Linked DNA regions of Homo sapiens: all the other regions are linked to region 2. The links are chromatin loops, found by intact Hi-C in ENCODE. Cell type or tissue: psoas muscle. All regions are shown on one strand.

Region 1 (5,000 bases), 480 kb after region 2:
ACTTTCATAATCATCTACAATTTTATTGATCAGAGTTTTTCAGACTCTACATTTTCTCAAGTAGTAATTTGCTCTTTAAAATAAAAGAACTGGGAGAACCCACTGCAATGTGGGAGGCTTTACAAAGACTTACGTGTAAAGTAATTGTCTCCTTTCCGAGGGATCATTTTAAGGAGAAAAACCGTGCAATGCTGGATTAAGACATTCGTATTATGGAAGAGACTAGTTTATAGTCTCTGGTTAACTTTAGCAAATTTCTCACACTCATAAAAAGACCCGTGGCACCGTTGGCACCATAAAAATACTATTTTCAAAAAAAAGTATGATTGTTACAGTTAAGTTTATAAGATGCAGACTCTATTATATAAACAATGGCCTTGCTGTAATCATTCTCCTTTTCCCAGTATCTTAAACCACACTATAAAATCAGACTATGCCAAAATAGTAAGAAAATATGCTACTTACAGGGAAATCCAGTTTCTTTCTTGCATGTTCATTTCTGGGGAACACAGGGGCTGTGGGAGCCGTGCAGGGCAGTTACTCACTGCTCTCTCCCCGCAGCCCAGCCTCAGCAGAAGCCCCAGGGGACAGTGGAGAGCGGTCAGAAGGGGAGGCCATGGAAATCTGCTCTGAGCCTGTGGCAGCCTCCCCTGCACCGGCAGGTGAGAGGCGGATCTACAGACATAGGTCAGTGTCTGAGCTCTTTCTGAAACCCGTTCTCAACATGTGTTCGGTGCTGAGGATTCTGGGCTGCACCTGGGCCGCAGCTCTTCTCATACTGAATTCAGAAAGGTAACGCTGGGTAAGAAAATCGGCTTCCGCCAGAGAAGAAAGTCCAGATATCTCAGGTCCTGTGAATAACTTAGTTTCTCTCGCATACTCTGTTTTTGAGCCATTGAAGCGCAGGAATGCCAAGCACCACTCACTTTTCCTCATTGTCTGAGTGGGATGGAAAGAGTCTCACTTGCAGTTGCTTCAGTCACAACCCAGGCGTCTGCCTTAATAGCATCACCTGTGCCGTCTGCGTTTCTAGCGTCACCTGTGCCGTCTGCGTTTCTAGCGTCACCTGTGCCGTCTGCCTTCCTAGCATGACCTGTGCCGTCTGCCTTTCTAGCATGACCTGTACTGTCTGCCTTTCTAGCGTCACCTGTGCCGTCTGCCTTTCTAGTTAAAGTTGATTTTAAATTAATTTGGGAAAAACGGTGAACAAGTGGGGAAAAACATCACCAAAGACTCCAAACAGGTGGAACGATGAACTTAATGTTCCCTGCACCCTCCTTACAGATGCCTGGACTTTGGCCTGTGAATGAGCCCCGGGGGGCTGGGACAGTAGGGGTTTTCATGGAATGGACATGGGGTAGCAGGAAGTCTCAGCCCCAGAGGGCTTGGCAGGAGCCGCCCTCTCTGCGGAGTTCTTCCCAGCGGGTGTGCGTTGGTGGCTGGCGGGGACCCCCCACAGGAACTAGGTCTCAGGCTGTGGAAAGGGAGCTGCCCCAGGGCCCAGGAGGGCCGGCTCTGCATTCCGCATGTTCCCAGAGTGAAAGAGAATGAGAAGGAGACACACAAGTGCTGTTATGACCTGGGTTGTTGGTTGGCAAATACAGCATCTAATAGAAACTTTCTTCCATCCCAGAATACCCTCTACCATCTGCTTTGGTCAGGGTGCCGCTCGAGGATTTAAAAGCAACAAGAAGAAAACCAAACAATGCTGATAGACTCAGAAAAGGAGTGGGGGGCAGTCACCACTGCTGGGCGTGGCATCCGCCTTGGGCCTTTCTCCGACCTTCTGGTGTGGCCGCCCTGGGGGCCAGGCCCTCGCCATCCTCCCCATCCTTGTTCCTCAGCAAATGGCATTAGCAGCTGTCATCAGAAGCTGTGAGGGACCCACAGATTTTGGAAACGACCTGGACACACTATTGGGAAGGAGATGTGGACGGCCTGTCTCCTCCTGCAGGGCCCACCCTAAGAATGTATTTTTAAACACATGAAATAAGTATTTTTCACTGATGGTCTTGAGTCTTCATTTCTGTGTTGAGTCAGGTGCGGAGTGGTTATTGTTACCCATGGGTATTCTGTTTTCCACCCTCAGTTTTCAGGAAGATTTATAAAGTCCTGGCACCCCTCAGAGGTGGGTGATGGGGTAGGATACAGCACTCCACCTCGTCCCGGACCTCCTGGCTTTGGGAGCCACACCCAGTTGTCCTTGCCACACCACTTAGGGAGTAGACCTGGTGGGGGTAGGATCTGATGCCCACAGGGAGGGGCACTGGCTCTGGGGGCATGGGGTGCTTGGGGGTGTGTGGGATGCTGGGGGAGTGGGGGGTGCTGCCCCAGAGGGTGCAGGATCCATCACTAGTGCCAGCGGGGACCACAGAGCCTGCATCAGGAAATGCAGGCCAGGAGATTGGGGCTGGCATTGGATTGCAGAGATACACTGGGGGCAGTGTGTCCTGGAGAAATCACTCTGTTTTGATAAAATTAGGGCGCTCAGAGACTCCCGACCACGTCTTCCTCCAGCGGCCCTGTTCCCACAGCATGTGATATAGGCGGCAAGCCACCCAGGTGCCAAGGCAAGAGAACGAGGGCACGAGCTGTTCCAGTATAACAAATATATAAAATAACAGGAGTTATACTAGATATATGTCATAGATATGATTATATATGTATCACTAATCATTAGTTTGTAGTAATTATTCTTTATTCCAATATTATAATAATCCTCACTCTACAATCATAACCTAGGAAAAACCAGGCCATACGGAAATAGGAGCTGAGGGGACATAGTGAGAAGTGACCAGAAGACAAGAGTGTGAGCCTTCTGTCATGCCCGGACAGGGCCACCAGAGGGCTCCTTGGTCTAGCGGTGACGCCAGCGTCTGGGAAGATGCCCGTCGCCAAGCGGACCGTAGTCTAGTGGTAACGTCAGTGCAAAGGAAAAGCACCTGCTACTTAGCAGACTGGGAGAGGGAGTCTCCCTTTCCCTGGGGGAGTTTAGAGAAGACTCTACTCCTCCACCTCTTGTGGAAGGCCTGATATCAGTCAGGCCCGCCCGCAGCCATCTGGAGGCCTAACCGTCTCCCTGTGATGCTGTGCTTCAGTGGTCACACTCCTAGTCCGCTTTCATGTTCCATTCTGTACACCTGGCTCTGCACTTTAGATAGCAGTAGCAAAATTAGTGAAAGTACTAAAAGTCTCTGATATGCAGAAGTAATGGCGTAAGCTGCCTCTCTCTCTCTGCCTCTCTGCCTTGGCTGCCAAATGACGAAGGGCCCCCTGTCCAGTGGACACGTGACACACGTGACCTTACCTATCATTGGAGATGACTCACACTCTTTACCCTGCCCCCTTGTCTTCTATCCAATAAAAGTGCAGCCTGGCATTCTGGGCCGCTACCGGTCTCCGCGTCTTGGTGGTAGTGGTCCCCCGGGCCCAGCTGTCTTTTATCTCTTTGTCTTGCGTCTTTATTTCTACGATCTCTTGTCTCTGCACACGGGGAGAAAAACACACAGACCCTGTGGGGCTGGTCCCTTCATGTGACTGGTGTGCTCCTGGCCCCCTGCCCCTGGCATTGCCTCACAGCCCACTCCTTTTGGGGCTCTGGGTCTGGCTGGAGGCAGTGGGTGGTCATCTGCAGCTGCTGCCCAGCTCCACAGGATGATGCTGAGAGCTCTCCAGCAACCTGGAGTCAAGGAATCTCAAGGGCCTCAGGTTCAGAGCTGACATGGCACAGTGCTTCGTGCTCTGAAAACTGAAGGCAGGTTCCCAAGCACTCAAGGGAAGACACTAAAGCCTGAAGCCCAGGCCTGGGTGCATCAGTGAAGAGAGGTTTCACACGCACATGTGTGGGGTGGGAGATGAGCACTGGCCGAGGGTGGCTGTGGTGGGGCCGCCCGGGGCCTGTCGGCTGCTTGAGAAAGCACAACACAAGAAAAATGCAAACACGCAGATTTACTGCTGGTTCTCCATCTCCCTGAGAAGATCCTGCCCCAGCCCGTTGAATCCTCTGGCTCTTGCGTGAGCTCCCTGCACAAGGCCAGCAGCACAGCCCTGGCGGCAGCGCTCCACGAGGATGTATTAGCCCTTTCCACAACAGCAGATTCTGCTAAAACTCTTTTGTTCACAGCAGGACTGTTCTATACCCTTCGGGGACTGTTGGTCCTGGCTTCCAATCCTAGCTTCATCTCTGCCTGGAAGCGATTTGTTTATTCTGTCTCAGTTTTTCTTCTGACAAGTGGGGAGTGTAAAACTTCGGTATGAAGAATGTTACTGTTTTGTTTCAAAGCCAGCATCATAACTGTACGTGGGCTGCATCCGTTTCTAAGAAGATACTCATGTTTCTTTTCTTTCTTTCTTCTTTTTTTTTTTTTTTTTTTTTTTTTTTTTTTTTGAGGCAGGCTCGCTCTTCTTGCCCAGGCTGGAGTGCAGTGGCATCATCCTGGCTCACTGCAACCTCTGCCCCCTGAGTTCAAGCGATTCTCCTGCCTCAGCCTCCTGAGTAGCTGGAATTACAGACACACAACATCGTACCCAGCTACTTTTTGTATTTTTAGTAGATACAGGGTTTCACTATGTTGGCCAGGCTGGTCTCGAACTCCTGACCTCAGGTGATCTGCCTGCCTCAGCCTCCCAAAGTGCTGGGATTACAGTCATGAGCCACCACGCCCGGCAGAGATGCTCGTGTTTCAGCTGCAAGACCTGTGAGAGCTGAAGCCAGCTGGACTTCCTGGGTCGAGTGGGGACTTGGAGAACTTTTGTGTAGCTAGCTAGAGGTTTGTAAAATGCACCAATCAGGGCTCTGTAAAAATGCACCAATCAATGCTCTGTAGCTAGCTAGAAGTGTTTAAAATGGGCCAATCAGCACACTGTAAAATGGACCAATCAACACCCTGTAAAATGGACCAGTCAGCGGGACATGGGCAGGGACAAATAAGGGAATAAAAGCTGCCCCTTCCAACACACACACACAACCCCCTCCGCCACCCAGCCAGCAGTGGTGACCC
Region 2 (5,000 bases):
TGAGCCACAGGATTTTGGGATCATCTCTGATCCACCAGCCAAGCTAAACGGTGCCAGGTGTCCGTCCCCTCTGCCTTCCTTCCCACCCCAAATCAAAGCAGCCCGGGCGGTCCCTTGGAGGTGCTTGCCCTCCCACCCCACACTTGGGCCAGGGGCTGGAGGGACCGTGGGCAGTGGGCAGTGGGCAGTACTCCTCCAGGCAGGAATGGAGGCAGAACCAGAAGAATTGCTTCCTGGGAGCAGGCAGGCGGCGCCGAGTCCTGAACAAAGGCGGCCGAGAAGGCACAGCAAGCACACGTGGTTGGCCACAGCACTGGACACACGTGTCCATGCGTGAGCGTGGTGGGGTGCCAGCCTCAACGTCATCCCCAGTACCTGGCCTTGGAGAGGCTGAGCAGGGGGAATAGCGGCTGCAGAAGCTCCTCCAGGGGCCCCAGGACGCTACTGAGCCTCTGCACAGGGCGCTCCTTCTCTTCCACCTGCAGGCCTTCTGGTTCCTACCGCAATCCAAAAAAGAGGCCCCCGTAGCAAACAGGGCGCATGGCCCAGACCCCGCGAGGGCCAGGCCCCTGCAGAAAGGCCGAGCTCCTGCCCCTTCTGCAAACAGCATGGTGGACAAGGGCACCTGGCTCGGCAACGAGGGCCCCATAGCACCTGGCCCATCCTCTGGAGGGTCACCCTGAGACCCCAGCCCCCACCCATCTCCTCTGCCCGCACCACGGAGGGTCCTGCCTGTGGGGACAGCCGGGCCCAGGTGACCCTGAGCTCTGCGGAGCAGAGTGGACCAGGCCCCTCCTGTTTGTGCTTCAGGGATCAGACATGGCCAAGGAGCCCAAGGAGCAAGTTCTCCCCCCACATGGAGCTTGGCCTGGGAGTTGGGCAGTGCCCGGGTGTTGGGATGGCCCAAGCCCTTCAGCAGCCTGGCCTAGCGCCCCGCCCCTCCCCCCACCTCGCCAGGGTCCTGGCTCCCAGGGGTGGGGAGCAGAGGGTCCCGGCTGGGTGGCTTGGAGCCTGGAGGGCCTCACCGAGCCTATGTTCAGGGCCATGTCCTCACTGTACACCTGGGCCTGGGTCTGCTTCCGGAACTGCTGGGCACAGGCCAGCAGGTGGGAGAAGGCAGTGGGACTTATGGCCAGACGCATCACCTTGCAGGAGCCTGTGGGGACATGGACACACCCTCTGTCGCTGCCCAGGGCTGAGGATGGCAGCTGGACCGTGCATGGTGAGCACTGGGAAAAGGGCTGCTGTCCCACAGGAAAGGCTGCATGGATGGAAGTCCCTTCCTTCATGTGGGGTCCCCCTGGTCCCATGCTGTGGAGACGCTGCCACATCATTGCGCAGGCAGCGGATGGGCCTCCTGGGCCCCAGGGAAGCACACGCCCCGTCTACACCTGTTTCCAGAATGTCACAGGCTCTACAGACCCCTCCATCCCTGTGGGTGGAGGGCTGGGAGAGGCCACACCCCTGGGACCCCAGCGGCTCCCTGGTGGGCCTTCAGCTTCTGGAAGGAAAGGGCCCGTGTGCAGGGAACCTGAGGCACAGTGGGTATCAGCTCTGCTCCCGCCCCCGCTCCCCTCCCGAAACCACTCCCCTCCCGCCCCTGCTCCCCCTTCCCCATGCTCCCGTCCCCTCCGCTCCCCTCCCCCTGCTCCTGCCCCTGCTCCCCCCTCCCCCCACTCCCCTCCCCACTTCCCGTCCCCGCTCCCCTCCCCTTCTCGCCCTGCTCCCCTCCCCCTCTCGCCCCGCTCCCCCTCCCCTCCACCTCTCACCTCCCCCTCCCGACACAGCCCTGCTCACCTCCCCACTCTCGCCCATGCTCCGCCTGCCCTGCTCCCCCTCCCCCTCCCCTGCAGCCCTGCTCACCTCCCACCGCCTGCACCTTTCCTTTGGCTGCAGTAATGAACTTGGGTTTCTCGTAGGCAGCGCCGTACAGACGGGACCTGCTGGCAGGACGTGGGCCAGGGTCGCAGGCAAGCCATGAAGGAAACACACCTCACAGCCCAGCTCCAGCGACCTCAGAGGAGCCCAGTGAGGCCAACTCTGCAGACCATGGACGCCCAGCAGGGCCCTCCCCGTGTGCGCCTCCAGGGGCACCGCTGGGTGTGCATGGCCGGTCAGGACGTGGATTGAGAACACGCTGGGTCATGCACCGGGCACTTGGCCACGGCCAGTGAGTTCTGTGGTCACTGCCAGAGGCACCGCCGGCTGGCTCCAGGCCAGTGGGAGCTGGAGAGGACAGCTGTCCTGCTCTCGGCTCCACCATAACAGTGACCTTCGGGTCCGGACGCCCAGACCAGACACAAAGACCCTGTACTGGAGACAGGTCACAGGAAGGGGTGTGTGGCGTCTCTGGACGGCCCCCCCCCCTTGGGGTACCCGGTGTCTGTCCGGCACCTTCTTGGGACTGTCCGGGCGTTTCCCGAGTCCCAGGCCTCCCTGGGGTGGGGCTGAGGTGTGGGCAGCCCACGGCTGGGTCTCTGCCTCCCTGAGGCCTCTCAGCGGGCTGGGGGCGGCCTCAACAAGAAGGAGCGGCTTTACCTGTCCCCTGAGAGGTGCAGAAAGAGGATCCAAAAGGTCGGAGGCATCTCATTCAAGAGGTTAAAATGCTGCTCAGTGACGCAGAGATTTTGCCAAGCCTGTGTGGCGAAAAACGGCCATCAGGGGATGCATTTAGGACGCAAGGACGTCGCTGTGCTGTTCCCCTCATTTCCAGGAGACCTCGTGGCAGAGCCACGGCGGGGGCTTTGTACCCTTCCTGCCCGAGGCTGGGCCCTTGGGGTGGGGGGCCCTGCTGGAAGTGACTCGGGGCTGCCACCAGGGGGCAGCAGAGGCACGCAAGAGTCACCGGCGGCCCCAAAATGTCATTTCTCTCCGGTTGTTAATGTTTAGAAACCTGATTTGCATGACGCAAAGTGCATGTTCACCAAACCCAAAATAACAAATGGAAAATTCTCCAGCGCCGCCTCTGTGAGTGGTGCCTTTCCCTCCATCCTTCTGTGTCCTCCACACCACACATGGAGACATACATGTACAGACACATGGATGCATGCAGACACACACGCGTGCACAGACACGCACTCACGCAGACAGGCACGGACACACACAGATGCACGTGTACATGGACCCAGACACAGACATGCACGGACACAGACACCCACCCGTGCATAGACGTGCTCACGCGGACATGCACAGACACACACATGCACACGTACACAGATGCACACAGACGCACACAGACATGCACAGACACACGCACACGTACACAGATGCGCACACACAGACATGCACGGACACACACATGCACACGTACACAGATGCGCACGGACACACGCACACGTACACAGACATGCACGGACACACACGCACACGTACACAGATGCACACAGACATGCACGGACACACATGCACACGTACACAGATGCACACACACAGACATGCACGGACACACACATGCACACGTACACAGATGCGCACGGACACACACGCACACGTACACAGATGCACACAGACATGCATGGACACACATGCACACGTACACAGATGCACACACACAGACATGCACGGACACACACGCACATGTACACAGATGCACACACACAGACATGCACGGACACACACAGATGAACACATACACGGACCCAGACACGCAGACATGCACGGACACAGACACGCACGTGTACACAGACGCACACACTCACGCAGACATGCACGGACACACGTGTACACAGTGCAGACTCAGAGCCGTGCCCCCATGCTCCCCTGGGGAAGGCCCTCTCTTCCTGGCCTTAGGCCCCTGGGATGCCAGTCGGCTGTGGTCAGGTGGTGCAGGCAGCAGCTCCGGCCCGTCCGCTCCCGTGGACTATGAGTCTGTCTAATACCAGACCCGGCACGCAGTTCAGGCTCCTCACCACCAGCGGCAGGCGGCCACCACAGCCCCTGAGGGCCAGCCAGAGGGCTCCTGGAGGCTTGGGCCTCTCCGCATGGGCAGCCCTCCATCGAGCTGTGAGGCTTCTGGTTCTGAGTCATAGCTTCAAGTTTGCACAAACAAAGCAGTTTTTATAAAACTTACTATCAAAGTAGAATATACAGAAAGTGGCGTAAAAGCCCATGCGTGAAAAGCTCGATGGATTTTTGCAGTGGGCACACCTGTGTGGCCAGGCAAAGAGATGGGACATTGCCGGCCACTGGCCCTCGTCCCCACAAGGGGACCACAACAGATTCTAGCAGCTCAGGTGGGCTTTTCTGCCGGGCCTCTGGCTTGCGCCGTGGGCTTCACCCAGGTGGAGCGTGGGGCTGGCCTTCCTCCCTGCAGATGCCACAGCTGGTAATGCCACAGCTGGGAATGCCACAGCGTCTTCATCCGTTCTGTGGCCAAGGGCATCTGGGTGGCTTCCCGTCAATGGGGGTCATGAGCGATGCTGCTCTCTGGGGACCCCAGCGAAGGATTTCTACCGGGCGCAGAGTCAGGTGCAGACTTGCTGTGTCAGCTACAGCGATTCTGCCAGAACCCTGCCCAGGGGCTGCTGCACCCACGGGCTACTGTGCCAAGGGGCAGGCATGAGGCCCAGGGAGCCTCAGCTGCCCCCATCCCCGTCTCATCCCCACTGGCCGTGTCCTCCTTTTCCATGGGAGCCATTCTGGTTGGTGTCTGGTTATCTGCGTCAGGCTTCAATTTTGCATTTCCCTGACTAATGAACTTGAGCACCATTAAAATTATTGGCCACACGAATCTCTGCTTTTGTGAGATTCCAACCTCGTGCCATCTTCAATCAGTGTCTCCTTTTCTTACTGAAAAGGGACCTACACCCTTCATCCATGTGGGACACACATGTGTCGGCAACCTAGTGTCAATATCTTCTCATTCTCTGTGGCTGCCCCTTGACTCTCGGCAGGGCGTTTTTGGTGAACAGAACTTCTGAATTTCAGCGCAGTCTGATTTGTCGTTTTTCCCTTGTACGGCTCCTACCCTGTGTCTCCCGTGGCCACAGGGGGGTGGCGCA
Region 3 (5,000 bases), 280 kb after region 2:
GGGCAGTGCCAGCCTCGGGTCCACACCTGGAATCCACCGTCTTTCCTGTGAAAAATGACCTCAGTGCATCGAAGGCCCCCAGGGGCCGCAACTCCATGAGTGCGACTGGTTGGTGGGGCAGCGCCACTGTCCTGGGGACGTGCTTCCAGTGGAGGGGTGGCTAGGAGCCTGGGGGGCTTCATCGAGAGGGTCCCGGAAGGGCCCAGTGGTCAGATTTCAGCGGTGCACCTGGGCCTCAGGCGATGGATGAGGTGCACCTGGGCCTCACCCATCGCCTGAGTGGGGCTGTCCCGAGTCCACCCTCAGCCCCTGAGCCCTCCTCACCCCTCGGCCTTCCCCTAGGCAGGGGTGGCGCAGGCTGGGGGCGTCCACATCGCCTCCAGCAGGGCAATGGCACACAGGCTCTGCCCAGCGGTCAGCAGCAGGCACGGGCAGGCACAGGGAGCGGGGAACCCCAGAGTAAAGGGAAACCGACAAGGCCTCTGCACCTGTGAAAGCCGGGCCCTGGATCTGGCCAAAGAACAGTCCTCACGAGGCCACAGCTGGACTCAGCCTAGAGGCCTGACCCCAAAGGACATGGTAGATCGGGGGTACCCCGAGAAGGGCAGCCCCCAGGCCTGGCCCATGCTTGGCAGAAGGGCGCGCAGTGCTAGCCAGCCACCTCCTTGAAGACTTGGTGGGAAATGAGTAATCACAGGTGGCTCCCCAGGAGGGAGGCCAGGACCCCGCCGGCACTGTGGGGACTCAGCACAGCCGAGGGTCGGCCGATGGCGTTGTCACCCCTCCCGGGCCCCTTGAACCACCCACTGCTGGGACCCTTGACACACCGGCTGCAAGCCTCCAACCCTCACTGTCCTCAAGAGGGCCACGTTCCCTTGTCCTCTGAGCCTCCAGGGCCACACATCAGACCCAGCCCTGAGACACCACTGCCAGGTCCTGGTGTACTACAGCCCCCAACCCCTCCCTGCCTTCCAGAGACCCTGCCCCAGGGGAGAGCTGGCGCTTTGCTCCAGCATCCACCCAGCAAGACCCTCTCCCTAACTTATCCCTCCCGCTCACCTCTCCCCTTCTCCCTCCCTCTTTTCCCTCCCCATTCCCCTCTCCCTCCCCCTCATTCCTCCTCTCCCCTCCCCACCTTCCATCGGCTTCAGGCCAAGCCCAGGGCTAGACGCATGCCTGGCCCACCCACGCCGCTCTGCAGGGGCATTCCTCGTGGAGCCCAGGCCCCTTGCCCCCCTACCCTGGGCCGCTGCCCAGTGCGAGGCCATACGGGGCGAGTGTGGATTGGGTGAAAGACACAGTAACGAAATGTGGTGAAAATGCTCCTGGGAACCGAGCTGATCCGCAGGGCCTGTGCCTTCGCCTATAACAGTCCCTCGGCCTGTGGGGGACCCCAAAGCTCCCAGCCGCCCTCCCCGCAGGGCCTGTGCCTTCGCCTTCACTGTCCCTCAATCCCAAAGCTCTTAGCTCCTACGTGGTCCAGGCTTTGTCAGCGCCCCACCCCCACCCCCCGCCACCACCCACGGTCCCTTCAGGGCCACCACGGCTACTCCAGCTCCCTCAGTCCCTGTCTGGGGGGCGTCCCTGGGCCCTGCCCAAACCCTTCTCCCACCCAGACCACACCCAAGGCCGCCCACCAGCTGCCCCCCAGCACACCCAACCCACCCACAGGCGTCCTCTCCCCCCAGGTGTGGCAGGGCCTCTCACGATGAAGAGACGCAGACACTCAACCAGAAACGGGCAGCCCGAGGAGGGCCCCCCTTCCTCAGTGGTGGGGATGCCACCTGTGTGCCAGGTGGAGCCGATGGAGCCCCAGGCTTCCTTCCTTTTGGCCGCGCCTCTTTCTTTCCTCCATCCTCTCCTCCTCATCTGACCCCCCAGCTCTGGTCAGTTCCGAGTCAGGCAAGGGGTGGGCAGGCGCCTCGAGCAGAGACTCCTCCAGGAACCCAAGCGAATGAGGAACGCCAGGATAGTGTCAGCACAGATGCAGGTCTGACCCCCAGTTCGGGACAGAGGGCGGGGAGGGTAAAGGGCGATGGGGACGCTTCTCACCATCGCTGTCCCCATCCAGTCACTGGAGCAGCTTGTGGAAGGTGGCCTCGGTCGGTCACGCTCTCTGTAGTGGGGTCCAGGGCTCAGTCCCAGGTGCTCTCATGGAGGCACAGGCAGAAGGGGGAAGGGGAAGGTATGAGCCAGCTGGTCGCCAGTATCAGAGCACCCCGAGTGAGGGGTCAGTGCCCGGCAGGAGCTGTGAGCCACATGCTATCTGGTCCAGAGCGAGGACTGCTGGCCACCTGTCTGTGAGTGGACAGAGGGACACAGTCCAAGGCACAGAGGCAGCACCCGGAGCCCACCCCTGCCCACTGCCTGGGCCCGAGACCCGAGACCTGTGCACACAGAGCAGGCACGCGCCGAAAGCCTGGCCTGAGTGAGTGCCCGGGGTGCCCAGCAAACACCCACGGAACAGCCTACTGACGGTGCATCCAGCCTGGAGCCCCACAGAGGCCAAGCGCTCAGCGTGGCCACACCAGACCTGCCCCCTGGGAGGTCCGGTGCACTGTGGACGTGGGCAGGGCAGAGCCCGGGAGACTGCCTGGGCCAGGAGGCCCCAGGATCAGGCCCTCACTAGCCCGGGCACCTGCTCAGGGCTGGTGCTCCCTGGTCCTACCCCTGGCACTCAGGCCGTGGACGGCCAAGAGGAGGCTGCCAGTTGTCAGCTCAGCATCTGGAATGGGCCTGGAGAAGGGGATTGACTGTGTCCCTGACCTCAGCTGAGTCCCATGTATTTCTGGGTTCTGCACACGTGACCTCAGTGGTTGAAATAACAAGGGCAGCCGGCAGTGACTTAGAGACACGAGACTGGCTGCTAGGCAGCTTGCAATCTGGTGACTTCATTCTGGGATCCTGGGAGGAGTCCCTGCCAGGCCCAGCTCCCCTGTCACCCTAGTTGCCAGCTCCAGCCAGTGGCCAGACAGCAATCATCCCTGCCCCTCCCTTTGCCCACGTGCTGGTCGTCCCCCTGTCTGGGACAGCAGCTGGGGCTGCGGCCAGTTGACTGGCAAAGCTGTGTTTGACAGTGGAGGCTGGGAGGGAATGAGCCAGCTGGTCAGGCCAGCCAGGTGAGCCCTGCGGGGAGCTGGACGTGTCCCCAAACTGACACCACCGTCCCCAATCAGCACTGGCACCGGCTTCCAGATGATTCTCTGGTCTCACCATCTTCAGGAACTGAGGCCCCACCAGCCTCTTCCTGCCTCATTTCCCAAACTGCCTTTTCATTAGAGAGTAAAACCCCTTGAGGACCAGCGGATGTACGGTCCATGGAGGCCTCAGGTCACGGTGCCCACAGGATTTTTAAGTTAAGGTACGTACGTTGTTTCTTTAGACATAATGCTATTGCACACTTAGTCAACTACAGTAGAGTATAAATACAACTTTTATGTGCTGTATTAGTCCATTTTCACACTGCCATAAAGAAATACCCAAGAGTGGGTAATTTATAAAGGAAAGAAGTTTAATTGACTCACAGTTCCACATGACTGGGAGGCCTCAGGAAACTTACAGTCATGGTGGAAGGTGAAGGGGAGGCCTCAGGAAACTTACAGTCCTGGCAGAAGGGGAAGGAGAAGCAGCACCTTCTTCACAAGGAGGCAGGAGAGAGAAGGGAAGAGTGAAGGGGGAAGAGCCTCCTATAAAACATTCAGTCTCGTGAGAACTCATTCAGTATCATGAGAACAGCATGAGGGAAGCCGCCCCCTGATCCAGTCACCTCCCACCAGGTCCTGCCCTCAACACATGGGGATTATGGGATTACAATCTGAGATGAGATTTGGGTGAGGACACAGAGCCAAACCATATCATGTGCACTGGAAAACCAAAAAATTTGTGTGACTCACTTTATTGCAGTGGTCTGGAACTGAACCTGTACCACCTCTTCAGTGTGCACACACACATCACACACACATGCACTCATACACTTACACTCACACACGTACACTCACACACCACACACACATGCATTGCACACATGTGCACACACACTCATGCATTTACATCACACACACGCACCACACACACACTTGCACTGCACACGTGCACATTGAGGCACTTACATGCACTCACACCACACACATACACTCTTGCATTGCACACTGCACACACACACGCACTCACATGCTCACATCACACTTGCACGCACACCCGCAAAGCACCCCACATGGAGCACAGCTCAAGTCACAGCACAGGTGAGGGCTTCAGCTAAAGTGCAAACCGAGACGGGCGTGGCAGAGGAGGCCATGACCATGACCTGAGGTCTCCGCGGACCTTACAGCCACTGGTCCTTTATTGCCAAAAAAAAAAAAAATGCTAGTGACTTCAGCAAGTCATAATCTTCCTGCGGGTGGAGGGTCTCACTGCGATGTGGATGGCCGCTGGGGCTGACCAGGGTGGTGGTGGCAGAAGGCTGGGGCGGCTGTGGCAGTTTCTTAAAATAAGACAACAATGACATTTGCCACATTGATAGACTTTTCTTTTCACAAAAGAGTTCTCTGTAGCACGTGGTGCTGTTTGGTGCACTTTACCCACAGTGGAACTTCTTTCAAAACTGGAGTCATCCTCTCAAACTCTGCCACGGCTTGGTCAACTCAGTGTATGAAATAGTCTCAATCCTTTGTTGTCATTTCAGTAATGTCCACGGCATCTTCACCAGGAGCAGATTGCATCCCAAGAAACCACTTTTTTGCTCATCCATAAGAAGCAACTCCTCACTGGTTACATTTTACTGTGAGACTGTAGCAATTCAGTGCCATCTTCAGGCTCCACTTCTAATTCTTGGGTGGCCAGGAGCATTGTCAACTAGCAGCAATATTTTGAAAAGAATCTTTCTGAGCAGTAGGTCTCAACAGTGGGCTTTAAATATTCAGCAAACCATGCTGTCAACAGATGTGCTGTCACCAGGCTTTGTTGTCCACTTAACGGAGCACAGGCAGAGTAGATTGAGCATC
Region 4 (5,000 bases), 290 kb after region 2:
CAGTGTGCCAGTGTGTGTGTGAGTGTGCTTGTGTGAGTGTGCATGCCTGTGTGTATGTGTGTGCCTGTGTGTGTGATGGGTGCCAGTGTGTGTGTGGTATGTGTGTTCCAGTGTGTGAGAGTGGGGGGGCATGTACGTGTGGAAGTGTCATGCAAGCATACGTGTGTGCACGTGTGAGCATGCGCGTGGTGTAAGGAGAGGCGCAGCATGGAGGCAGAGGCAGTGCTGCTCACCTGAGCCCAGGGACACAGTGTTGGTCTCAGAAGGGCTGCCCTGGGTGGCACCTGGGCCCAGGACCTTTTCGCTCAGGCTGTGATGGTGCCACTGCAACCGGTGAGAGGTGTGCAGCATCAGCCATGGCGGGAACAGAGCCGTGGCAGGACCACACCTGCAGTCTGCGTCCTCGCCCCGTTTCCCCGTGTCCCAGCGTGTGCTGATTCCGACCATCAGCTCCAACCAGCAGCGGGCTAGTGTGCCAGGAGGGATCACAGAGCCGGCAGCACTCAGGCTGGGCACGGGGCCGAGGGGCTAATGGGCGAGGGGCTGGGCAGGGTCAGCTGCAGGTGCCCCCTCTACTGCGAAGCTCCACCTGCACCACAGGCCTGTTTCTTGTCTCTTTCTTCTTTTCTTTCCTTTCCTTTTAAAAATACTTTCTAGATTTAATCATTTTTGAGTGTGCAGTGGAACATTTAGGAAGATGCCAGACACACCAGCACCGCCCAGGAACCTGCTGTCTTGGCCGGACACACCAGCACAGCCAGGAAACTGTGGTCACGACCCGCGGGGCAGAAGCGAGAACCTTGGGGCCGGCCCCACCCCTGGCCGTGCCTCCCTGGCCTGGCCCTGGGGCCTCCTTGTCTTTCCTCCCGGTTCACCAGCCAGGCACACGCATCCCCAGGCACACGCGTCCCCAGGCACACGCGTCCCCAGGCACACGCGTCCCCAGGCTGCACTGGCTTCGAGCTGTGTGTTCCTGGAGTTGTTGTCTCACCTGGTTTCATAGCAGATTTCTCTGATTTCTTTCCCTGCACGTGTTTCTTTAAGGCCCATCCTGTAACCGTCGGTAGCTGGGGCTCCCCATGTCCATGGCTGCACGGGACCCGCTTCTGGCGAGACCACGGGGCTTTATCCCTTTATCCCTCCTGCCGACTGTGGCACGTTGGTCTCCGAGGGCTCAGGTGGTCTGCAGGCTCGTCCCACCCATGCGGGGCTCAGCTCTAAGCCTGCTAACTCCTCACAAGCCCATCCCTGGCAGGGGCCCCGCGAGTCCCTCTGCGCCCGTCCCTCTGCGCCCGTCTGTGAGCATTGCTGGCTGCGCCGTCCTCTCTTGCCTCTGTGAAGCGTGTGCAGGTCTCTTCCGCTCTCTTCTGGGCCGCCCACTCTTCCTCACTGACGGGCAGGAGCCTGTGTTTGTTCCTCACATCAGCCCGAGCGGCAGAGACTTTCCCTTTCGCTGAGTCAGCTTTGGAACCCAAAGTCTGTGATACTGGGGTGCCTCGTGCTTCTAGGGATGGTTTAAGGTACCCGTCCTCATGCCACATCCACACCATGTCTCCTCCACGAGGCTCCCCAGTCACCCCCTGTGAGCAGCAGCACGCCCGTCCTGTAACTGTGTGTAGCTGGGGTTCACCGCACAGCTGGGGCCGCACCGCCTTCCCGTGGCTGCTGTGGCCACGGTGAAAGCTCAGTGGCCTAAAGCAACTCAGGGGGATCATCCGACAGTCGAGAGGCCGTAAGGTCCGAAATGGGCCCCGCTGGGCCGACGTCGAGTTGTGGGGAGGACTGCCTCCCTCCCCCCCCCCGGCACCTTCTGGGGCTGCCTCGGCCACCGTCACTCCTGGGCTTGGGGCCTCCTCCACCCTGAAAGCCAGCAGCCCTGCGTCCTCTCTCCACTGGGATCTCTGCCCTCCCTTTTAAGAGGACGCCGGTGATGTCAGTACAGCCAAACAACCCAGGGCAGTCTCCACCATTCACCGCCACTCACTTAACCCCATGTGCAAGGTCCCTCTTGACGCGTGAGGTGAAACCTTCACTGGTTTCAGGGAAGAGAACGTGGATGTCTGGGGGTGTTACTCAGCCGACATAGGACCGAGCTCTTGTTCTCCTGTGCGATGCTCATCTACCTGCCCCGGCACTGATGGCCGCTCCTCCCTCACTTGGCACTGGGTCACGTGGTGATGCACTCAGGGCTGGTCCCAGGCTCTGCACCCTCCCCGGCCAGCCCACCCTCTTGGGCTCTGCACCCTCCCCGGCCAGGCCACCCTCTTGGGCTCTGCACCCTCCCCGGCTCTGCAACCTCCCCGGCCAAGCCACCCTCTTGGGCTCTGCACCCTCCCCGGCTCTGCACCCTCCCTGGCCAGGCCACCTTCCCCGGGCTCTGAGCAATGTGCTCTGCCGTGAGTCAGCTCCCGCTTTGCCCCTCCGGACACCTCTGGGTCGGGTTCATAGCTCCCAAGGGGAAGCTGTTAGGATTTCACCGAGATTCAGATCCGCCCTCCCTTTCTAGAAACCTTCCCCCAAAGGCAGTGGTTGGCCTGACTCGCGGAAATCACGTAACCCGGAGATGTCCCAGCGAGTGGCCCTGGCGTGCGAGCCGCTGCCCCAACGCTGGGCACCTGGGCACAGAGGGGTGGGGTGGCCATTCCCCGACGCCCAGAGTCTGCCTGGGGCTTAGACGGGATTCGACGTAACAGAAGATGACGCTTGAGTGACAGATTCGTCAGCGCCCAGAGGAGGAGGACAAGCTGGACCCCTACCCTGGTTGGGGCTTGGAGCCATAGGAGAGGGTGTTCCCAGCTGCCAGACGGGCGGGAACAACTCCCCGGACACCGGTGGGCCGAGGCTGTTGCGAGGGGCCCACGTCAGGCGGTGGATGGTGGATGCTGGACCCAGCGGAGCACCCCCTTCCCCCGGCCCCGGCCCCGGCCCCGGCCCCGCGCCTGCACGTCCACGGCGGTGACTGCCCAGCGGCGGCGGCGAGAAAAGCGGCGGCCTCCCGCGCCCTCTGCCGGCTCACCGGGAAGGAGCCCGGAGCCGGTGGTGCGCCGTGGGTCCGTCCTGCACCACTCCTGTGTGCTGTGGGTCCATCCTGGACACTTCTGCGTCCCCTGGGCCCCTCTATCTCCCTGTCTTATCGTCTACTTTGCCGGGCATCCGTGTAGCCGCTGTAGCTCTCTTAATCTCACAGTTGGCACTGCATGGCCTTTTCCATCCAGTTACTTTCAACCTACTTGTGTCTTATACTCAAAGTGTTTCTATTCTAGTCACCATGTTCCAGAAGCTTACTATCTATTCTGACAACCTCTGCCTTTGGATCGGAGCTTTTAGCTTGTTAAAATTAATTGGAATTTTGATCTGGTTGGATTTAGTCTACATTTTACTGTTTGTTTTCCGTTTTTACCACTTTAAGTGATTGTTTTGCTCTTTGGAATTCTTCCATTTCTCCTTTACTTCCTTCTTTTGGATTATTTTAATATTTTTAAAAAATTTGTTTTAATGTTTTTGTTTGTTTGTTTGTTTGAGACGGAGTCTCGTTCTGTCGCCCAGGCTGGAGTGCAGTGGCGCGATCTCGGCTCACTGCAAACCCCGCCTCCTGGGTTCACGCCATTCTCCTGTCTCAGCCTCCCGAGTAGCTGGGACTACAGGCGCCCGCCACCACGCCCGGCTAATTTTTTTTTTTGTATTTTTTAGTACAGACGGGGTTTCACTGTGTTAGCCAGGATGGTCTCGGTCTCCTGACCTCGTGATCTGCCCACCTCAGCCTCTCAAAGAGCAGGGATTACAGGCGTGAGCCACCGTGCCCTGCCTAGTTTTTACCTAGTTTCTTATGGTTGCTCTAATGGATTAAAATCCGCAACCTTTCCACAGCCTATGTAGAGTAAAATTGTTCTCTTCATATAACATATTTACAGAAAACTTGAGACTATATAGGACCGTTTCCTGCCTCCCACCTTTCCTCCTGCAGATGCTGGGCAGAGCACCATCCCCAGTGCCCTCCACAAGGCACTGCTAAAGTTCTCTCTTTAAACAGTCATTGAAAGAGGGAGGAAATTAAGAAGGGGGAGACAAATCTTTTCTATTTATCCTTCAGCGTTTCTGGTGTTTCTCCTTCCTTCCGCACAGTCCAAGTCCCCCCAAGCAGCCCAGGGGCTTCCTGCTGTTCTGGTGAAGTCCGCAGCACGGACCCTCGGCCCAAGGCCCACCGTGCAGGTCTGGTTGGGGTTTTCCACAGGTGCGGTGCCTGCAGGAGTGTCTACTCTCCCTCCACCCTGAAGAATTTCATCTAACATGTCCTGAAGTACAGGTCGATACACGGAAAATGCTGTTAGTTTTATTTTTATCAGAAAGTATCTTTATTTCATCTTTATTCTTGAAGGATATCTTCTTGGGATATAGAGTCTGGGAAGCACAGGTTTCCTAGGGAGTCCCTGAGAACTACCAGACACAGGCCACCCCCTCCCACCACTGCACCTTGGAGCCCACTGAACGTGTGGGGCAGGGGTCTGTGGCCAACCCAGGTGTTCGCAGGAGCCGGGGAGACAGCGTCCATGGGGGATGGTCTCTGAGCCGGCCCCTAGGTCACCCATGCTCCGTAGGGGTGGCAGCCAGGGGTTGTCTCATGGGTCCGGGTGGGGGCTGGAGGCGGTGAGCAAGTGCACCCGGTCCGGGACACGCTGCATCCCGCTTGGATCCCTGGGCGCCCTCAGCACCGTTGCCAGGCCCTGCAGAGGGGAAGGTCAGCCCCTGCCCTGGGCTCGGGCTGTGCCTGTCAGGATGAGACTCTGCCCCTCCAAGGCGGGGTTCCTCGGTCTGACAGGGAGCAGATACTTCGGCCCTCCGACCTTCTTCCCCTGAGGCTGAGCGGGGCCTTAAAACTGTTTAAAACGGGGCACTGCTGGTCACTGGCCACGCACTACCCGCGGGGAGGGGCCATGACCTGGGGACCCGGTGGGACGCACAGCTCCCTGTGTGACCCCACGCTGCCCCGGGGAGCAGTCCCG

What was found. Hi-C counts contacts between places; a loop is a spot of excess contacts. Peaks named below come from ENCODE experiments on the same cell type or tissue, not always from the same donor. Only the 100,000 strongest peaks of a DNase experiment are listed, where the experiment ranks them.
Region 1: it touches region 2 in a loop (3.0-fold over the local background); 14 of 110 quality-filtered maps call a loop at or near these places.
Region 3: it touches region 2 in a loop (4-fold over the local background); 60 of 110 quality-filtered maps call a loop at or near these places.
Region 4: a loop joins it to region 2, with 10 times the contacts of the local background. A loop is called at or near these places in 60 of 110 quality-filtered maps.

Annotation. Positions count from the first base shown.
Region 1 is chr10:133,311,155-133,316,154 of GRCh38, forward strand. ZNF511-PRAP1 (ZNF511-PRAP1 readthrough) reads left to right here. Exons shown (of 9, transcript NM_001396060.1): 5 at 562-687. It overlaps ZNF511 (zinc finger protein 511), which reads left to right. Exons shown (of 6, transcript NM_145806.4): 5 at 562-687; 6 at 1,634-2,007. The coding sequence ends at 1,712. It also overlaps a transcript of TUBGCP2 not described here. Among named protein-coding and RNA genes, the nearest start is that of ZNF511-PRAP1, 4.7 kb to the left of the region's middle. RefSeq lists enhancers at 2,913-3,182, 3,189-3,690. In psoas muscle, a CTCF peak has its summit at 2,844 (motif pointing right); a DNase peak (open chromatin) is centred at 2,867; H3K27ac peaks cover 932 bases.
Region 2 is chr10:132,834,279-132,839,278 of GRCh38, forward strand. It overlaps CFAP46 (cilia and flagella associated protein 46), which reads right to left. Exons shown (of 58, transcript NM_001200049.3): 45 at 2,539-2,636; 46 at 1,864-1,940; 47 at 1,026-1,156; 48 at 376-497. Among named protein-coding and RNA genes, the nearest start is that of NKX6-2, 51 kb to the left of the region's middle. RefSeq lists enhancers at 2,022-2,552, 2,553-3,083, 3,084-3,613. In psoas muscle, CTCF peaks have their summits at 2,101 and 2,794 (motif pointing right); DNase peaks (open chromatin) are centred at 1,823, 2,183 and 2,783; H3K4me3 peaks cover 1,629 bases; H3K27ac peaks cover 1,120 bases; H3K27me3 peaks cover 346 bases.
Region 3 is chr10:133,114,916-133,119,915 of GRCh38, forward strand. All of the region lies in intron 5 of ADGRA1 (adhesion G protein-coupled receptor A1), which reads left to right. Among named protein-coding and RNA genes, the nearest start is that of ADGRA1, 29 kb to the left of the region's middle. In psoas muscle, no CTCF peak of the experiment used is centred here; a DNase peak (open chromatin) is centred at 2,966; H3K27ac peaks cover 1,534 bases.
Region 4 is chr10:133,121,923-133,126,922 of GRCh38, forward strand. The region is part of intron 5 of ADGRA1 (adhesion G protein-coupled receptor A1); the gene reads left to right. Among named protein-coding and RNA genes, the nearest start is that of KNDC1, 36 kb to the right of the region's middle. RefSeq lists an enhancer at 4,890-5,000. In psoas muscle, a CTCF peak has its summit at 3,015 (motif pointing left); a DNase peak (open chromatin) is centred at 2,999; H3K27me3 peaks cover 227 bases.